2 separate regions of the Mus musculus genome follow, and region 1 is linked to region 2. A link is a loop called in an ENCODE intact Hi-C map of the cell type or tissue named here. Cell type or tissue: left cerebral cortex. All regions are shown on one strand. Each heading gives the region's core, and the rest is flanking DNA. Links, peaks and the distances in the headings are about the cores only. Region 1 has its middle 9.5 kb from the start of Gm41312. Region 2 overlaps Oxr1 (oxidation resistance 1).

Region 1 (10,097 bases), core at 1,397-9,396, 390 kb after region 2:
GCCTGGATTGGGGCTCAGTAAAAGTCTTTTAAACAGTTGGTAAAGGCCATGAGAAGAGTGAAGTGTTGTTATTAGTCTCTAAATATGGATGGATTTTTGAGTGAAAGAGATGGAAGAAAGGTCAATGCTTTGGTTCACACTAGGTAAAGCAGATGTGGGCATTAAGAGGAGGGTTTGTTGGTGTTGAGCCTGGCACATGCTGTGTTGTGATGCGAAAAGCCAACTGGGAAAGCAGCCCAGTGTGCTTCTGAATTATGGGACTATGGTATACAGTCCACAGAGAAAGGTGCAAAATGAGCTAGACATGAAGTTTAAGGATAGATTATAGAGGTTGTACATGCTGTAAAACTTGACTTTAGGCCATGTGAAACATGAGCCTTTGAAAATACAGGCAGTATTGTGCTGGTAAATTTTATATAATAGAAATCAGTTTGGTTTACAGTCCTTCACTATAGAGACTTCAAACCAATCTGCCCATCTGAGATCACTGGACTGAGCTGGGAAGAGACACATAGGGCATATGTAATTCTTTGCAGATTGTGTGCTGACTGCAAGGTGCCATGTCCAGGGCTTGGAATGCTCCGAGGTTTCTTCTAGAATGTTTATATTTAAATCTTCTTAATAAATATACTTGAGACAAAAGGAAGAGCAGATAAAAGATGACAGAAAGGGTGGCAACATCTGACACAGAAGGAGAAAATGCTCAATGAAGAGAAAGGTTTTGAGTCTGGGGAGTGAGGCTCTGTTTCATGGTATCTATGACCTCTGTGAAACCCTATGTACATTTGTGTATCAATGCACTGTAGGGAATGATTGTCTATTAGATTTTTTAATAGGTCTGTGAAACCAACTTAACAGTTAGACTGTCATTTTAGATAGGAGTGATGATTGAATTTGGTAAGCAGTTGTGTGTGCATGTTGTATAACGGTGATATGAGAAAGAGTTGTGAATGACATGAAGATACTTTAAGTTGGACACCTAGAAAATGAACACTCCTGATAATAAAAAAAGAAAAGAGAAATAGATAATAATTTCCTAAGTAAAATTGGCAGTTTTAGAATGAGATAATCTGAGGCACAATAGAACATATAAGATAAAGTAAGAACATGTAGTATTTACTCTAAGTAATGTAACTTCATTCCTAATTCTTTTGTGATTAGATACATTACTGATTATACATACTGGATGTTGGATTTCCGATATGGATAAATATCTGAAGTACATATTTAATGTACCAAAGTAGACCTGGGCTCCAGGTTTTCCCAGCATCCTTTAGTCCTTACCTGGAATACCCTGCCCATAACCCTGAACTCTTCAGCCCAGGGGCTTGGCTTCCACTCCTTCTGAAACTTTTCCCTATATAATATAGAAATTTTGTTCTCTCTCCCTCTCTCTCCCCCCCTCTCCCTCTCCCTCTCTCTCTCCATTCACACTTTATTTCTTTCTTTGCCTCTTTTCCCTGTCTTTGTCTTTCAGCCAGCCTGAAAGTGAATTCACAATAAACCTGCCTTTATGTACATTAATCTGACTTGAGTTGGCTCATATTACTGGTGGAGAATAACATATCACAGGCCAACTCAACGACACTTTGAAGGCAAAAGCAGAGAAGGGAGAAGAGATGGGATACGAGGTAGAGTGTTGGCTTACACAACATTCCACTAGGCTCTTCCCAGGGTCCTAGCAATGGATTGCATCATCATCAGCTGCAATCACCTGCCACTGCCAGGTGTGGGCAGCATATACAAGGACTGTTTCCTACTCCAGTTCTCTTTCTCTGTTCCCAAGTGTTCCTGGCCATTTCTCTCTTGCCCTTTCTGTCCTTCTTTTCTGTCCTTCTCTGCCTCACTTCTCTTTCTCTGCCCTCTGGCTCTGCTCCTGTCTGCCTGCCTCTACCCCTTCTCCAGGTCCTTGCTCTCTTTCCGTCCCCTTTTATCCAGATCAGTTGTGTGTTGTGCTTTCTCAGAGGGATGGGATCTCCCCTGAGAAATTGGCATGGGATCTCCAGGTATCCCTGAGCCCTGTATTGTATTTCAGAACAGAGAAAGAGAAAAGGCCAAAGACAGACTCAAGTCCCACTCTATTGCAAGTTATTTGTTTTATTTTATTAATTTTTTTCATACAATATATTTTGATCCTACTTTCTCTTCTCCCAGTGAAGTAGAAATTTCTGGTTTCTTTATCAATTCAGTTGTGTCACATGATGTTTTTCTGGAAAGTGTCTTGTGAGAAGGCATGTGATATTTTGCTGAAATCAGACACTTGAGAAGGCATGTGATGTTTAGAAAGAATATAAATGGAACCCCATAAACAGTGAGAGGATGCTATTGCATTGCTCTGCGGTACAGTGCTTCATTGGTCTTTGATGGTCTTTGTTGGTCTTTACTGGTCTTCACTTCATAGAAAGCATATGCACAAAAGAACTTCTCGGGGCATTCTGGCTAATTCTGACAGCTTTTGCTGACTCATTCAGACTCAGCAGAACCTTGCTGTTTCTGCTGAATCAGGCTGCTGCCACTATTGATTGGTGTTTGGTGTTTACTACTGAACAGAACTGCTGGTATCTTGACCATGAAGAGTAGCATAGCCCCAAGGAACTACTTCTAAACTGGTCCCCAACAACCTTTACTTATTAACCTTGTTTTTCCCCTACCTCTGGTTGGTGGGTTAGAGGGATGTAGAATTGTTTAAGAACCCCAAATAAAGTAAGTTGTGGAAAAAAATCCAAGACTACACCCAATGTTCCCAGATCCTCTCCTGTCCTTCCTCACCCATTCCCTCAACCCCTGTATCCCTGAAACAAAACAAAAACAAAAGCAATATTGAAACCCCATTAGCCAGCAGGTATCAGAATTTACTGGAAGGTTGATTAGTGTAAAGATTACGGAAGCTAAGAGGTCAAAGGACTTTAAACTTCTAAACTAAACTGGCCAGTAACTTTGTTCCATTCAGAAAATTTACCTTATCTTCCAAGTTCTCATTTACCTCATTTATAAGATGCAAATATGGAACTATTCAAATTGACTTTGGATTGGAGATGAGGTCTATAAATGGCTGGTGAAAGATGTCCTTGTCCAAGCTTGACAAACTCTTTGGTGTTCATTACAGTGGAAGCCAACACAAACATTAATTTCAGAATGACTATAAATTAGAAAATATAGATAAATAAAATTTTAGTTTAGTTGGATTATTGAAAAATTCTCTCCAATCATACATTTTAATTAGTAGATATATACAATAAGCTAAGCAAAATTGTATGTAATTGAAACTGGTAAGACTTTTATATGCTGCTCACCCATTTGGGAACCTCAGTGACAACTGACTTTACTGGTTGCTGATCAACATGCAGTTGAGCTGGAAGTACTTCAGGATTTCAAACTGGAATCATATAATTTGTATTGATTTGCCTTCAGCCTTCATGTGACTTACTAAAAATGTCAATCTAAAACAAATCTTAGTGGATTGAATTACTAGTTCAGCTCTTCCTCTAAATGACAAGACATGAATATATTAGCTACTAAGGCTTCCTCCTGGATATATTTTTAAATTTTAAATTAAAGACATCAAACAGCTAAAATAATTTTTGTGAGTTATTATAACAAACTCCAATAAATTTGGCCTATGATTCTGACTACCAGACCCTGAAATTAATGTTTTTTGTTTTTTGTTTTTTTTTGCTTCATGTTACCCAATCTCCTCTGACTCTAATTCACTTTCTTGTGCATTGGTGCCTATGTGTGTGCTTACATGTGTTTGGTTATATATAAAACCTTGTTTGTAAACATGTGTGCATACATGTGTGTACATATATGTATTTGTTTATATATAAAGCCTTGTATGTAAGCAGTGTATCTGCATGTGTGTGCACACATGTGCTTATGTGCAAAGCTGTCCTTTGCCTCTTTCTCCTGAAGATACTGTAATGACAGCCAGATCCTAGAACAATCCAGAATGACATCTTAGTCTGAAGATCTTACATCTATAAAGAGTTATATTGAAGATAAGATGGATGTTCACTTTTCGATATGTAAGGTAACATTCACAGCTTCTAGGGATTAGGAAAGGGATACATATGTGGGATATCAGCTTTTCTTTTTTCAGACTAGCACAGTGCTTGCCAGAAACTTAATATATGTAGAATTCTGTTTAGAATACATCATTTAAAAATGAGAATGACGCAATTTATGTAAATAGAGATATAAAAATAGGAGAAAATGATCTTAGAAAAAATGAGATTTTATCTTGTCATAAGTCTCCAGACATTGATTCTTATTGTGATTCAGAAATTGTGGAATACTTCTTTTCAGGAAAAGATTTTTTAAAAGTATAGATTTTTTTTTGAGGTAAAAACATAATGAAAACAGTAAGAATAAAAGTTGGTCCCAATACAGAGATACTGCAAAGAGGAATTTCAGGTGGTTGGAATGTAATTAAAATATGTTCATTCTTGATAATAGGAGAAACCATTCTTCTTCCATTTTTGGCTGGTTTTTCCTTCGAAAAACCATCAAGCTCCCAATAATTTACCCTGAGTGAACTTACTGACTCTGCTAGCATTTGATCTGTTTTGTCTGAAGCTAGTCATCACTAGTTTAATGTGCTTGATGTTTATGTTTCCCCACACCTTCCTAGCACATGCCTGCAGAGGCTTTGTCTGCAGTAGGGACAAGGGGGACACATATATAGTATCACAACACTGTTGTGTAAGTAAAAGATTCAGTGAAGGCCCCAGAGAGAAATTCTCAAATCTTGTGGATGAAAGCTAGGTGTGGTTATCATACCTGGAAGCCAGGCTAACTGCAGGCTGGAAGGCTAAGGCAGGAGAACTGTTACAAGTTCTAGGACAGCTTGGAGCACATAGTATCAGATTATCCTGGGATACAGTATAAGATCCTGTCTCAATAACACAGAAGTCCAAGGAAACAAACAAAACAAAAGAAACAGACAAAAAGTCCTATCACCATCATATAGGAAAGATCAGTGACCATACAACTATTCTTTTGTTCATTCACAGGTTACAGTTACAAGTGCTGTGATAGACAGCAGCCCTCTGGGATCTGTGGTGATGTCATGGGTTTTCTGCCTCGGTCCATCGATTTAATAACCATAAAATGATCTCACCTAATAATTCCCTTCTGTCTCAGATCTCTCTCTCTCTCTCTCTCTCTCTCTCTCTCTCTCTCTCTCTCTCTCTCTCTCTCTCTCTCTCTCCCTCTCCCTCCCTCTCCCTCTCCCTCTCCCTCTCCCCCTCCCCTCTCCCCTTCCCCCTTCCCCTCTTGTTTATTTTTGGTTTTGAAGAAAAGGTTTCTCTGTGTAGTGCTAGTTGTCCTGAAACTCGCTCTGTAGACCAGGCTGGTTTCAAACTCACAGGGATCCGACTGCCTTTGCCCAGTGAGTGCTGGGATTAAAGCTGTGTGTCTCCACCACCAGACCTAATCTCTATCTGGCCCTGTCTCCACCTTGCCCGGTCTCTGTGTTGTACATTTTGTCTTTCCTTTCATGTTATTTTCCTGTACTCACTTTAGTTACTTATTCATTTATTTACACAATCTTCTTTCTTAAAAGGGAAGCCGATTTAATGATCTGAGACCTGATTTAGTTTCTGAGTAAGGCATCTGTTACTTTAAAATTTTTCCTATTTTTTGATTTATCAAAAATCCACATATTTTAACATGGATTCTTTTTTTCATTTATCACCAAATACTTCACAGGTAAAACAGTTTGCATGTCTTAAAATGCTTTACAATCTTTGAAGACATGTTTAATAGTTCAGAATATATTCCATCTTCCTCTGGGCATTGTGAGTTTTGTAATGAATGTCTGTTCTGCTGTTGTTGGGTAGAATATTAATAATGTGACTGAGAAGTTGGCGAGATGGATCAGTGGGTACAGACACTTGTCACCAAGCCCAGTGATCCAAAATTCAGTCCCCAGAACCCATTTAGTAGGAAGGAACTAAATCCCACTAGTTGTCTTTTGATCTCCATACACCTTGGCACAAATATGAACACACATACCGTGTTTTTAGAGTCTACTAGGGGAACATGTTCAAAAAATTGCTAATTATTCATACAACTATATACGTTTTTATTTTTGTAAATTTAATTTCTGTTGTGTTTACAATGCAGCTGTTCTTTACAAGGTAGTGATGTACATCGCCCTCTGGTGGCCAAGATAGAACTTCGGTATCTCTAGAATTATCAAGCTGAAGTGAGCGCTTTCATTATCACCGTTTTTGAATATTTCCAGCATGAATCATTTCACTAAAATGTTATAAATAAACACTGAATTTGAAAATCATTTTTATCATTACAAGTTTAACTACATTTTTCTACTATTTTCTCAAGTCATGGCTGTATATAATTTCTGTGTTAAAACTGAAAACTAGCCAGGCGTGGTGGCACACACTTTTAATCCCAGCACTCGGGAGGCAGAGGTAGGCAGATTTCTGAGTTCGAGGCCAGCCTGGTCTACAAAGTGAGTTCCAGGACAGCCAGGGCTACACAGAGAAACCCTATCTCGAAAAACCAAACCAAACCAAAACTGAAAACTAGTGTCGATCACACATACAAGAAATTAACAATCATCTTTACTCTAGTCAGACTGTAATATGTACTTCGTTATTCTAAGTATCCCACCACTGGACACAAAGACTGACACCTACACCCCCCAGAGACAGGCCTGCAGCAGATTCTCTTCCAGCCTCAACGTGGCAAAGTTATATACACAAACTTTCTTGAAGGCACAGTTGAATGAAATTTCTCAGATTCAACTTTCTGGATCGAATTTAATCTTTCCTCTATGTGAATCGTCAAGAACTTATTTAAGTTCATTTTTGTGTAACTTAATATACTCAAAATTTCTAAGTGAGCTTTCATCATTAATATGAGGAATCCCAAAGTGCTTCTAGCCCATAGGAAGGCTCGGTTTAGAGGAACCCAGATAGTTCACATCATTGGACTTTCTGCCCTCTGCTGGGTTTGCTGGTGTGGAAGTTTACACTGCTTCCCAGAGAGAAGCAGAGATTCAAGTAAAGATGATTAAGTTGCAGCAAAGCTTTTTATATTCTGGCTCAATACCCACCATTGGTACTGGATACCCACCACTGGTACTGGTTACCCACCATTGGTACTAGATACCCATCTGGCACTGAATGAACCAACACTGACCACACAAGTCTAAAACCAGAAGCTGCCATCCACAGTATCAGAACCACACAAAAGACAATGGATACAATATCACACTTAGGTTTGCTCCTGAAGCAAATCTGGTTTGTACCTGGTTTGAATTGACTTTATTTATTATTTACTTATTGTTCTAGCACTTCTTGCAAATTTTGTCTTCATCTTGCAGGCAAGCATCTTCACTGAAAACTTGTTTCTGATGCCCTTAACTCTGTGTTGTGCATTTTAAACAGATGGGATTTCTTCCGGTTATTTTCGATGGAACTAGAAGAGACCAAAAGGAAGGGGAATGACTATTACACTGGATGTGTACGTCGTCGGTTCTTTTGATTCCCTCGGGTGCTTTAGAGAGTTCTAAATCCCTCTTCATGTCTATCTCTCTTCACGCTCTTGGATCATAGCAGTTTTTCCATGGTCCTGCTCACAGATCTGAGTGGCTCTCTCACACTCACCTCTTGGCATAATCAGCTTCAAATTCAAATATGCCATCTGGGCTCTATGGGGACATCACTCTCGTAAGATTGGCAGTAGTGACAATGTTCACCTAGCTTCCTGGCCCTGGTAACTATCAAGTTGAATTGATTCTTTCTTTAGTAACTATGTCATGTACTACTTGGGAAAGCACACCTGTTCCAGTGATTCAAGGTTCACGCATGTCTTCCATGCCGGGGAACCAGGTCAAGACAATTCTCTCAGAGCTCGTTGTGCAGTGTTCCTCCAGGTTCCACTGGTCACCTTTCTTTTCCATCACTTTTTTTAAACACAACGCTGACGGTAAGTGGAGAGAAATCTTCACGGAGCTGCCTAGGCCATCCCTTAATCATATCCACAGGTTCCTGCTCATCATCAGCATGACAGTCTGCCTAGGATTAAGTATGATCTCCTAAAATGCTGTGTGCGGGGAAGTGTCACAGCTCCCCGTGGAGACAAGCTAAATCATGAGCGGTTCATTTCCTCCTTTAATCTCTGAAAACAGCAAACAAAGAGGAGACTGCACAGAGGAGGCTGGTTCACACCCTTGGCCCAAGGATAGGATGCTGTAGCCAAAACACATCTCAGTTGTCTTGGGGTTATAAAGTATAGATTCCAAGGGGTTTTCTTGTTTCTGTCTCTTGTTTCTGTTTCCAATGGGTTTTCTTGTTTCTAGACTTAACAAAAAAGAACCTATTGAACCATTACAGGATAAAGCCTTTTTTTTTCCTGTCTGGAATTTTATATCTTGCAATATTTTACACATGAATCAAAAAATACTACCCATTAAAGTAGTGAGGTTAGCCTCCCCAAAGGAGTAGGAGAGATTAAGCAAGGTCTTGGTTTTGTTTGCCTTTTTGTTTTTGTTTTGTTTTAATAGCATATGCAACACTCTATTGGTTTCACGAATCTTTGGTCCATTTATTCAACAGTGTGAGTTTCATTCCTTCTTTGTAAATAACATAAGTTATTTGGTTAGGAAATGTTTGTCAGCTCCATGATGTCACAGAGATGTTTAGTTTTGAAAAGTTATATATTATTTTCTAAAGCTTATATCCATTTCCCCTAATATTTTAAGCTTTCAAGAATATAAAAAAGTTTATTACTGATTTGATTTATTTTTGTCATTCATAGCCATACATTTTGTTTTTTTTAAAAAAGATTTGTTCTAAACACTGAATCAAATATCCACAAAGCACCAAAAACTGTGTTACATTTCGATGTTGAAGAGAAGAGTAAATAGAAATATATAAAATATACTTAGCATATATCTATCTTAATTTAGAGGGCAGATAATTTTTTAATTATCTAAATTTATGTAATTAATATAAACTATGTTTTTATTAAGTATATATTGTGTTTATTATACATATACATAATGTAAAATATTGGGTAAAAGATAATTGTATCTCTATATATTGTAGTATTGTAATTATAGCACCCCTAATAGGATTATAACCTGGACTTTAAACTTTTTTCAAAAGCCTCAGAAGACCCCATTGATTAGGCATTCTGACAATGTTGTTTGATAAAGCATACTGATTCAGCAGGAATGAGTCAGTGAAAGGAGGCTAAGGAAGTTGATTTAGGCAGCAAACCTTCTACCAAGGCTTCTCTGCCAGGTACTTGATACAAAGAGTGTTTTTCTTTTCTAAGGATGCACTACAAATGTGAATATAGATGCACATTCACATTCTCCTAAAATCTAAGTTGTACTTCAAAAACCAATGCTATTATCATAGTGCATAGATGCTGGATTCCATCTCTGTAGTCTGAAATCACAACCCTTAATTTCCTCCATTACATATAACAGATCTAAGGTCAAGTTCATGTGTTATGGGCTCCAAATGTCTTCCTCGTCAATTGATATTACAAGAGAAGTTACAGGTGTCTTTTCTTCCAATGATGTGCATTTGGCAAAAGAAATTTGTCCCGAGTGTGTTGTGAAATATCAGAGAAGAGTGCTAATGCTGAGTGAGATGCATTTGTGCCCTTGCATGAGGTTACCTATGCTGTGTGTCCATCACTTGTGTGCACGTTGTTTTCCTCATGAGAATATATGAGAGCAGGCACTGGACCTCGATACACTCTTGAGCTCTGTGCACCTGTTTCAGTGCACACCACTCAACCAAGTGTTTGAGGAATGAGTCTGGGATTGATCCATGTATCTTGGAAGCTATTTTTCTTTCTGTCATTTGGCTTTCAGTATGGAAGATAGTCATGAAAGTTAAGGAGGCTGGAATTATTTCCTTCCTCAATGCTCCAACAATTGTGCCTCATGACAATTTATTCTCTTATGTGTTTTCAAACTAGCAAGGGAGCTTACCAATTTTGGACTTCGTTTTTCCTTAAAATAAGTTTTGTTTTAATACAAATTATTCAGTTTACTTTCAAATAGTCATCATATGTACGTAATCAATCAAGTAATCAAGGCATGTGTTTAT
Region 2 (10,097 bases), core at 660-8,659:
GGCTGGCTCCAGTTGCATGTATCTTAAAACAGACATACCACCTAAAAGACGGTTTACCTCTGCCCACAAGCCTTTCACCAACAGAGATACAGCGGCTGTTCACTAGATCTTGGTAAGATGCTATAAACCATTAGTTCCTGTCTGCACATAGTCACAGTACCTGTCCAAAGAAACCATATACCATGAACGTTGGCATTACTTATACAAATACAGTTAATTAATTAGAATCAATAAAACCAAATTGATACACAGCTTACTGTCATTCTGAGCCCACCAGTCTATGATATCTTTATGTAAAGTAAACAAAAATAGATACTTCTCCTGCTGGATCCCATGCCTACCAGGGATCTCAGCTTGGAGCACAGCGTTTACATTGGATTTTTTCCCCCAAACAGCCTTAGTCTGGTACCTTTGTAAAGAGTCAATATAAATACTAATGTAAAAAGTTCTGATGTTGTAAATAATTGTCAAAAGGTAGGTTCCAATGGAAAGGAAGGCAATAACAGAAGAATTCTGAATAGAATCCAAGGCTCAAAGAAAGAAGCAAGGCAGGTGAACACAGGCCATGTTCAGGAAATGTCACAGGCTTCAGGATTGCTAGGATTTATCTCATATTAACTCCGAAGCATGGAATACACTGCAAAGCTTTAAATACAGCAGTCCATGAAGTGGAAGGCACTGCAGGCCAAGCTGAGATGTCTGCTTTTAATTCAGTGCTCCTCACTCAAGTGGTTTTCAGGATACAGTAATAATGATTCTATAAACAAACAAACAAGCAAAAAACACCCAACAGTCATTAGGCATTTTGGACTAATTTTGCTAAGTTAAGTGTTATCCCATGAGGGGACTACAAAAGATGTGTTGGTATTACCTCCAGTTTGCAAATAGGAAACTAAAAGTTGAAAGGTCTGTGTCCCTATGGAAGACAAGGTTACTAATTGGAGGGCAAAAGTTAGGTCCCTTGATGACACCAAAGTCCTTAAACTGAAGTGTTCCCATTTACTAGTTCAGCGCTATGCTGCAGCAATGGTGGGAAACATGGATGGGAACAGAGGAACAAGGAAAGCATGGGGCATTGCAAGGCCCATGAGAGGTGATAAAGACACGAAGAGGTAGATGCGATACTTCAGGGAAAGAATGAGTCACACGGAGAAAGAGATTGGCTGTCCAGGACATGGAGTATTGGATAAAGAAGGTCTTAATATGGGGTACTCTTTTGCAAATGGACATAATCGAACCAGATTTAATGAAACCAAGTTGTTCCATAACCCACTGCCATTCTGAACCCAGTACTCTATGATACCGTTTATTCAACTTAAACAAAAGTGGACACTTATCTTGGTGGATCCAGCCTCACCAGGAACCATGTAGGGATTAGGTTGGAATCCTCCCCACCCCCAGCCCAATGGCCTTGATCTTGTGCCTCTGTAAAGGGCTCACAGAATACACACTATTAAAATCCTAGAGGTAATTAGGAGTTCCAGGGACAGGTGAACGCAATAGGCTGAAAAGGTGTTCGAGTGAAAATCTATGGGAAACACAGTAGTTGGAGTTCTAGTGTCTATCTCAAAGATAGAAATCATGCATAGCATGGCATAAAAGGAGGAGGGAATGATAAGTTTGTAGAATCTGAGATGTTTGTCTCTGACCACATTACATGAACACAAGGCTTATTTAAAAAACAAAAACAAAAACAAAACACTGTGTTTGCATCTCTGTTACCAACAGGTAAGCAAGTGTCTTCTTTTGATCAATAGCTTACATGCAATTTCACTTAAATGAAGAAAAAAAAAACTGTTATTACCCTTTTGTCTCTTAAATCCACACATCAAAGGAACAAGTCTGAGAACTGGCTGACCTTTGGATTCATTTCTGAGTCCTTACATGAAACAGAGATTTTCCTCCATCTTAAAGTGGCAAATAAAGTGATATAAGGTGGCTAAAAGATTTGATAACAAATTCCTTAATGTTTGGGCAAAGAGAATTTATTATTTGGTTTTGTTATTTATGTGTATGGGGTTTGCCTGTATGTTTATCTGTGTACAATGTATGTGTCTGGTGCCTGCAGAGGCCAGAATAGAATCCTAGATCTCCAGGAACTTGAGTTACAGATAGGTGTGAGCTGCCAAGTGGATGCTGGGAGTCAAACCCAGGTCCTACTGAAGAGCAACCAGTGTTCTTAATTGGTGATGTATCTTTGCAGCCCCAAGACAAATATTTCTAATTGAGAGAAAGAACCATTTCAAGGCATTTTATAGCTCGGAAGAAAGTTTGAGTATAAAGCAGTTTTCCATCTAGAAATGTGAGTTATTCTTCATAGGTCTCTAAAAAAGAGGTGTCAAAAGACCCCTACTGCTAAGTACGTATTATGAAGTACAGACTTTGCAAGGACCAGGCTGAAGATATGGGGTATGGTGATTTAAATAGCCACGAATGTAATCACCTGCTATGGACTATGTTGAGGTACAGTGAGGTTATCTACACATGAACTGGATGGTACCACAACTGAGTCTGGTTATTATCATTCTATTATCAGATGGCTTTCATAGTTACTGCTTGGGTCACTCTGAGAGACACCAGCAGACATTGATATGAAGTAGACTGCAGGCTCTGGGGAGGGCTCTCTAGGGATTAGGAAGTTATTCTTACAGTAGAGGAGGCCTTGGGGGTTAGATTACCAGTTACTCCAATTAGTTTCCTTTTACCAGCTCTTGGTAGATACTATGTTTTTCTGAACTTATACAGTGAGTTTCTTTTTTTTAAATTAGGTATTTATTTCATTTACATTTCCAATGCTATCCCAGAAGTCCCCACACGCTCCCCTACCCACTCCCCCACCCACCCACTCCCACTTCTTGGCCCTGGCGTTCCCCTGTACCGGGGCATATAAAGTTTGCATGTCCAATGGGCCTCTCTTTCCACTGATGGCCGACTAGGCCATCTTTTGATACATATGCAGCTAGAGACAAGAGCTCCAGGGTACTGGTTAGTCCATATTGTTGTTCCACCTATAGGGTTGCAGATCCCTTCAGCTCCTTGGGTACTTTCTCTAGCTCCTCCATTGGGGGGTCCTGTGATCCATCCAATAGCTGACTGTGAGCATCCACTTCTGTGTTTGCTAGGCCCCAGCATAGACTCACAAGAGACAGCTACATCTGGGTCCTTTCAGCAAAATCTTGCTAGTGTATGTAATGGTGTCAGCGTTTGGAGTTTCTTATATCATAAATGAGGTCACTTCTCTGGTTAAAAATCCTTCAAAGGTTTTCTTCCTCTCGCTATTTGTAATGAAATCCAAACTCCTTTTCCAGATTTCAGCCATCCTGCATGCAGCTGCCTCTCCTTTTTAGGGGGCAGAAGGTGAGACAAGGTCTCTTGTATCCCAAATGATCTCAAAGATACTGCTTTTAGCTCATGACCTTTTACTCTCAATCCTCCCATCCCTTCCTCCCAAATTCTGGGATTTTGGGTGTGTACCACCATCCCTGGCTTCCCGTGCTTGTTTCTCTACTAACTCAAGAATGACTCTTTTAATTTTCCTGCCTTTCATATTCCAAACTCACCTTTGGGAGGGGGGCTTCATTCATGCTGTTTTCTGCACATTCAAATGCAGGTCAGATTTTCTCCATTTACTTCCTAGTTCTTAGCTTTCCTAGTCTTGTCTCTCCCTCCCTCCTTACTGAGTTCACATTACCTCCTTGAAAACTTTAGTTTTAGGCACTCACCGTGTCCATATATATGGACTACCGCTATGTTTCATGCACATGCCACCATCTTATTTATGCATTGATGCTCTTTCCTGTTTACTGGCTAGTTATTCATACATGCATATAAACTCTGTTAGTAGAGGTCCTGATCTTTCATTTCTGCATGGTAATGGGGATTCAATAAACACTTAGTAGGGACAGGGTAAGGAGATAAGCTAAGATGAAGTGCTTCTCAATATTCTAATCGTAAGTCTCCCTCCCCCACCCACAGCAGTATGTTCAGTTTCAGGGATTAAGGTACCCCTCCCCCACCCACAGCAGTATGTTCAGTTTCAGGGACTAAGGTTCCCCTCCCCCACCCACAGCAGTATGTTCAGTTTCAGGGGCTAAGGTTCCCCTCCACCACCCACAGCAGTATGTTCAGTTTCAGGGGTTAAGGTTCCCCTCCACTGGTGGGAGTCTGACTAAATTGTGGACATGGGAAGAAAAACTGTGTCTCCAGCAGCAGATGGCAGCACTGCCTTGGAACAAAGGCATCTATGATTCTAAGGACCTCTGTCCCCTTGCTTCCCACTAAATGAGTACCATCGCGCTTACTGTTAAATGGGTAAAACGTGCATTTACTTTTTATGAAATAAGAAAAGAGCTGATGCCTTAAAAGAGGTGTTAAGCTATCCTTTCTCTCTGGATAAACGGAAGCTTTTAGTTCATCGATCCAGGAAAACCCAGGCTTGACTGCTGCCTTTATTCAAGTGGGAAGCAGTTAGTTACAGGCCCTGGAAGAGCTGGACTAGGGACGTAGCTACAGTTCTTGTTTTCAGCTTTGTCCTGTTTTCCAGAAGTGGGGAATAAGAGTAAATGAATAGACAATTACACTGTGTAACTCACAAAAATTTTGAGTTACATATGAAACAATGAAACGAACTAATCTGAACTTAAGTAGTCTGCCTAGACTCATGCAGCAACAACACAGAGCTCTTAGTGGGAGCTTTACCCCTACTGTGTGACATTACAAGAAACTGCTTGTTTTGAAAGGAAATGAGGGATGGCAATTAGTTTGTAACTTCAATATCCCACTCTCACCAATAGACAGGTCATCCAGACAAAAATTAAACAGAGAAATCCTGGAGTTAAATACCATCATCAAATCAAATGGAGCTAACAGACATCTATAGATTTTTCCATTTAAACACAAATTAACATAGTTTCTTCTAGACAGCTCATGGAAGTTTCTCTGAAATTGACCACAAAGCAGTCAGACCCAAAGCAACTCTGAACAGATACAAAAACATTGAAAAAGCACTGTGCATGCTACCTGACCACCATGAATTAAAGCTAAATACCAACAACAACAGAAGTTCATAAACTGGTGGAAAGTGAACAACTCACTACTGAGAGAAAAATGGGCCATGACAGAAATTCACAAGAAAATTAGAAACTTTATAGAACTGAATGAAATTATAAACATGTGCTGGCTAGTCTTAGGTGAACTTGATACAAACTAGGTTTATTGGAAAGGAGGGAACCTTAATTGAGAAAATGCCTCCATAACATCCACCCATAAAGCATTCTCTTACTTAGTAATTGATGTGGGGAGGGCCCATCCCTTCACAGCTGATGCCTGCCCTGGGCTGGTGGTCCAGAGTTCTGTGAGAAAGCAGGCCAATCGTGCCAGGAAGAGCAAGCCAGTAAGCAGCACCATCCTCACATGGCTACTGCATCAGCTCCTGCTTCCAGGTCCCTGCCCTGTTACAGCTCCTGTCCTGACTTCCTTTGCTGATGAACAGCAATATGGAAGTATAAGCCAAATTCCTCCACAACCTGTCTTTTGTTCATGGTACTTTGTTGCAGCAACAGAAACCCTAACTAAGATAATACCCAAGGAAGGCAGTTCTAAGAAGCAAGTTCGTAGTACTAAATAGTATCAAATAATTGGGCAGGTTTACTATTAGTAACTCATTGGCACACCTGAAAGCTCTACATCAAAACGAAATAACACCCAAAAAGCGTATATGGCAAGAAATCATCAAACTCGGGGCAGAAATCAATGAAATCGAAACACACACACAGGCACATGTACACATGCGGCATGCACACATACAAACAGGCACACACAGGCACATGTACACATGCGGCATGCACACACACACAATGGAGAATCAATAAAATGAAGAGTTGGTTCTTTGAGAAAATCAATAAGACTGACCAACCATTAACCAATTTATCTAAAAGACAGAGAGAAAGGATCTAAATTAATAAAGTTGTAAGTAAAAGAAAGACATCACAAGAGACAGCAAGGAAATCCAGAGACTCTTAAGGGAATACTTTAAAAACAAAACAAAACAAAAAAAAAAACCTATGCTATAACAAAGTGGAAAATCCAAAATAAATGTATAAATTTCTCAATATATTCCATCTGCAAATGGTAAATCAAGAGCAGAGAAGCCAGTATAACATACCAACATAAGCCTCTAGTAAAACAGAAGCAGTAATTAAGTTCTATCAGAGCTACAAAAAAGAATAAATGTCAATACTGCTTACATTCTTCTGGAAGATTGAAGCTGAAGGAACATTTGTTAATTCTTGGTACAATGACATTATTTCCCTGATACCACACAAAACCCAAAGGAAGATGAAAATTGTAGAGCGATATCCCTTATAAACATATATGTAAAAATTCTCAACCATCAATCTATGCCTCCTTTGGTGAATTTGTTCATATTCTATTATCATCTGTATGTTAAAGTCTCAAAAGATATTTCTACTATAGACTTCTTGAGGAGTTCTAGATTTGTATTTGCTGCAAGCTTATCCCAGGTAGAGAGCTTGCTCATGTATGAAACTCAACATAAATGTTTGGAAATAAACTACTGAGTTTCCAACAAACCTGCTCTACTCTCATTCTGCTCAGTTGAGAGTGGACTGAGGACTTTGTGGTTAAAATACCCTTGAGAACTTGTAACGCCCCTTCTGTCGTTTTCTCCTTCTTCCTCTCTACTTTCTTACAGCCCGCAGGGTAGTCATCAGTCATTCCCCTACTTTGAAAACGTACACAAAATATGTCCACCTGTCATGTTTTCTGAAGTACGATGATCATTGAGTCACAGCTATAACTCCTAACTATGCTGTCTGGTTTCACTCTGGTTTGGCAGTCTATTCTCCACATTCCAGCCTGAACTAATCTTTCAAAGAGTAAAAGAGAATGTGAACTGTCAGTTCTTTCCTGAGGGTCAATGGTAACCATTCATTGAACTTACAGTAAAGACGATAGTCATATAATCCACGGTAACAGCTTCCAATATGCTACAGTCAGGTCCCCATGACCTACTCAAGCTCACTCTTCATCCGTTATTCATTCTAAGAGCCACACTTATCTACTCAGTGACCAGCTCCCCTTCTTCACTGAACTCTGTTTCCCTTGTACCTGATAACTTCCCTGTATCTCCAACTCCATGCTTACTCTTACCACTGTTAAAGAAAACTGGGATATATCCTGGCCGGAGCCTTCTAACTTCCTTTACCTGGCTTGAGACGTCTTTACTTCACCACTGAGCTTACTAAACGTTTGCTTTGTGTGTTTTTTCTTTATCTCGTCTATCTCCACTTACTTTCCTACTTTCTGGTGTGTTTGATCCATGCAAAAATGATCATTTCATTTCCTAAATAGCAGGTGAAATGGTGGATCATAAAATTTCAAACAGAACACTTAATTCAACTAGACAAACTAAATATGAACAGGGTAACATGCATATGTACTATAAATTATAGTAGTTAAAATACTTTTTGACTCTATATGAAAAAATAAAATTAGGGAACCTGTGATATACAAAGCTAAGAGGAAATTAGTGGTTTTAAACAGTTCCATGACAATTTGAGACTTGGCTTACTAACTTGTGATTTGAATAAAATGTTTTAGAAGTTGCATTGATAGCCCTGTTCTAGAGTGACTACTTGCAAGACCAAACTTTGACTTCAGTTCCACACACTACTGCAAATGATGACAATAATCTCCTTAGCTGAATAAATTTATTTCTTCTTAATTTTAAAATTAATTTTGCCATTTGACAATCTCCTACATGGATCTAATGTGTTCTGATTATTCTCCCTGCCCCCTGCCCTTCCTCATCTCCCTCCATGCGTAGCAATAACACTGCCATCCCGGCTGTCCCCTTTTGCTGATTAATGACTTTGCTTTTGTTTTGTGTCTTAGTTCATTTAACCAGAGCTATCTCTGTGGAAACTTAACTGGGACTATGAAAAAAATTTAATCCCAAGAAAGTAAACCCAGTAAGTGCAAAAATGATGAAAAATTAGTACTGTACACATACGGTTTAGGAGCATAAATGGTTTTGTCTCTCTTGTTCATTTTAAGCATATATAGATTATACAAAGTGAGTGATTTCATTATGCACTCCTATAGACACATAATGTCCTTGGATCACATTCAATTACTCTGTTCTCTCTCCCATCCCACTTACTTTTATGCTTTTTATAATTATTTAATCATGCCTATTCCATGATTATTTAATAAGGCTTTATTTCTGTATATGATTACCTTTATCTTTAGTTCAGTAAGAACTAAAGAAAATCTTCGGCTCCCTTGGACATCTTATGATAGACAGACAGGTACATCAACTCCTTCCCTTTTCGCATCTCCCATAGCCCACCTTTCTGAACTCTTCCTGTTGTTCTGCCCTGACCTGGAAGGCTGCTATCTGGGATGTACTAGAAGAGTCCATGGATGAACTCCTTCAGGTCTTCCTCTGGAGCCCTTGTTCATTAGATTCCTTATGTTTTTCTCTCTTGTTTTATCATATTGGTGGAACACCAAAGAAATCATATACTGGAGAGAATATGTTTAAATGTCCATATATGAAACTGGTTAGATACTTCTTGACATTGGATTTATAGTGTTAGTAGAAGCTTGCTAAGGATAATTTACCATTTCAATTCAAAGACATGCTATAATCTTTCCAAGCTTCTAGCACTGCTTTAAAATTCTTTATTATTGTGATTACTGATACATTAAAATATGTCTGTATCAAAGCAGAAGATCTGGACTTTAGCACAAATATTCAGATGCCTCATTATAATGTGTGTAGGTGAGTCTGCTCTGGTCATTGTCCTGATGCTGGGTTATTAAAATATGGAAATTCAGTGTCCTTCAGTTCCACACAGCTTTTCTTGTTTTATTTCTTTGATAGTTCAGCTTTCTCTTTTCTTTATGAAGCTTTTCATTGAGTGATGGAATTTCCTGACTGGTCCTCTCATCTCATTTTTCTCTCTCTCTCATTATCAGAACCTCTATTCTTTTGTCCTGTCTTCAAAAGACATTCCATGAAACTCCAACCAGTGTTTTCTGTGTTCTGAGTTTCTGTAATTACAGCTTTAGTTTCTTAGAGTTTTTTTTCCCCTGCTTGATATTTGAACACACCTTTCTGCCTTACCTTACTTACTCCTGTTTCATGCCTACAATATATTTTATTCTTTTGAGACAGGTAAGGATGCCTTTTTATAGATTTTCTTGCCTTTTGCATATATTTTGTTATTTCAAGTTTTTTCTTCTTCTTCTCCTTCTTTTTTAATGTTCTTATTTTGTTAGTGTTCTCATACCAGATGCCTCCTTTTCCAAGTGTCTTTGCTGTTCTAAAGGAGACCACATTTGTATCATCATATGGACCATATTCATGTATATGGCAAGTATAAAGGTGTTTCCAGAACACCCCAGTTTGAGATGATGGCGACCTCTGCACTGGGATGTGGGAAAGCACAGAAAGAAGGAAGATTAACGAGAGGTACCAGAGCCCTTCAGCTATTTTTGCAAAGCTCCTGCTTTGAAGCTAGTTGGTGGATGCTCATTGTTATTATCCTTGACATGCTTGTACATCATTTAACTAGTCCATTACAAATAAACCAAAGAAAAGAGTAGGCCAATAACAAGGAATATTGAGAGCAATGCTCATTGCTTGTTGACTATAGTATTTAACTGTGAGCTTTCTGGTGAGTTGCTGTCTGTACTGGCTAGTTTTGTGTCAACTTGACACAGCTGGAGTTATCACAGAGAAAGGAGCTTCAGTTGAGGAAATGCCTCCATGAGATCCAACTGTAAGGCATTTTCTCAATTAGTGATCAAGGGGAAAGGCCCCTTGTGGGTGGGACCATCTCTGGGCTGGTAGTCTTGGTTTTATAAGAGAGCAGGCTGAGCAAGCCAGGGGAAGCAAGCCAGGAAAGAACATCGGTCCATGGCTTCTGCATCAGCTCCTGCTTTCTGACCTGCTTGAGTTCCAGTCCTGACTTCCTTGGTGATGAACAGCAGTATGGAAGTGTAAGCTGAATAAACCCTTTCCTCCCCAACTTGCTTCTTTGTCATGAAGTTTGTACAGGAATAGAAAC

The links. Hi-C counts contacts between places; a loop is a spot of excess contacts. Peaks named below come from ENCODE experiments on the same cell type or tissue, not always from the same donor. Only the 100,000 strongest peaks of a DNase experiment are listed, where the experiment ranks them.
Region 1: a loop joins it to region 2, with 2.3 times the contacts of the local background. A loop is called at or near these places in 4 of 42 quality-filtered maps.

What each region holds. Positions count from the first base shown.
Region 1 is chr15:41,321,899-41,331,995 of GRCm38, reverse strand. No RefSeq gene overlaps it. Among named protein-coding and RNA genes, the nearest start is that of Gm41312, 9.5 kb to the right of the region's middle. In left cerebral cortex, for the core only: a CTCF peak has its summit at 6,160 (motif pointing left); a DNase peak (open chromatin) is centred at 6,161.
Region 2 is chr15:41,713,650-41,723,746 of GRCm38, reverse strand. The region is part of intron 3 of Oxr1 (oxidation resistance 1); the gene reads right to left. Among named protein-coding and RNA genes, the nearest start is that of Abra, 150 kb to the left of the region's middle. In left cerebral cortex, for the core only: a CTCF peak has its summit at 4,212 (motif pointing right); a DNase peak (open chromatin) is centred at 4,239.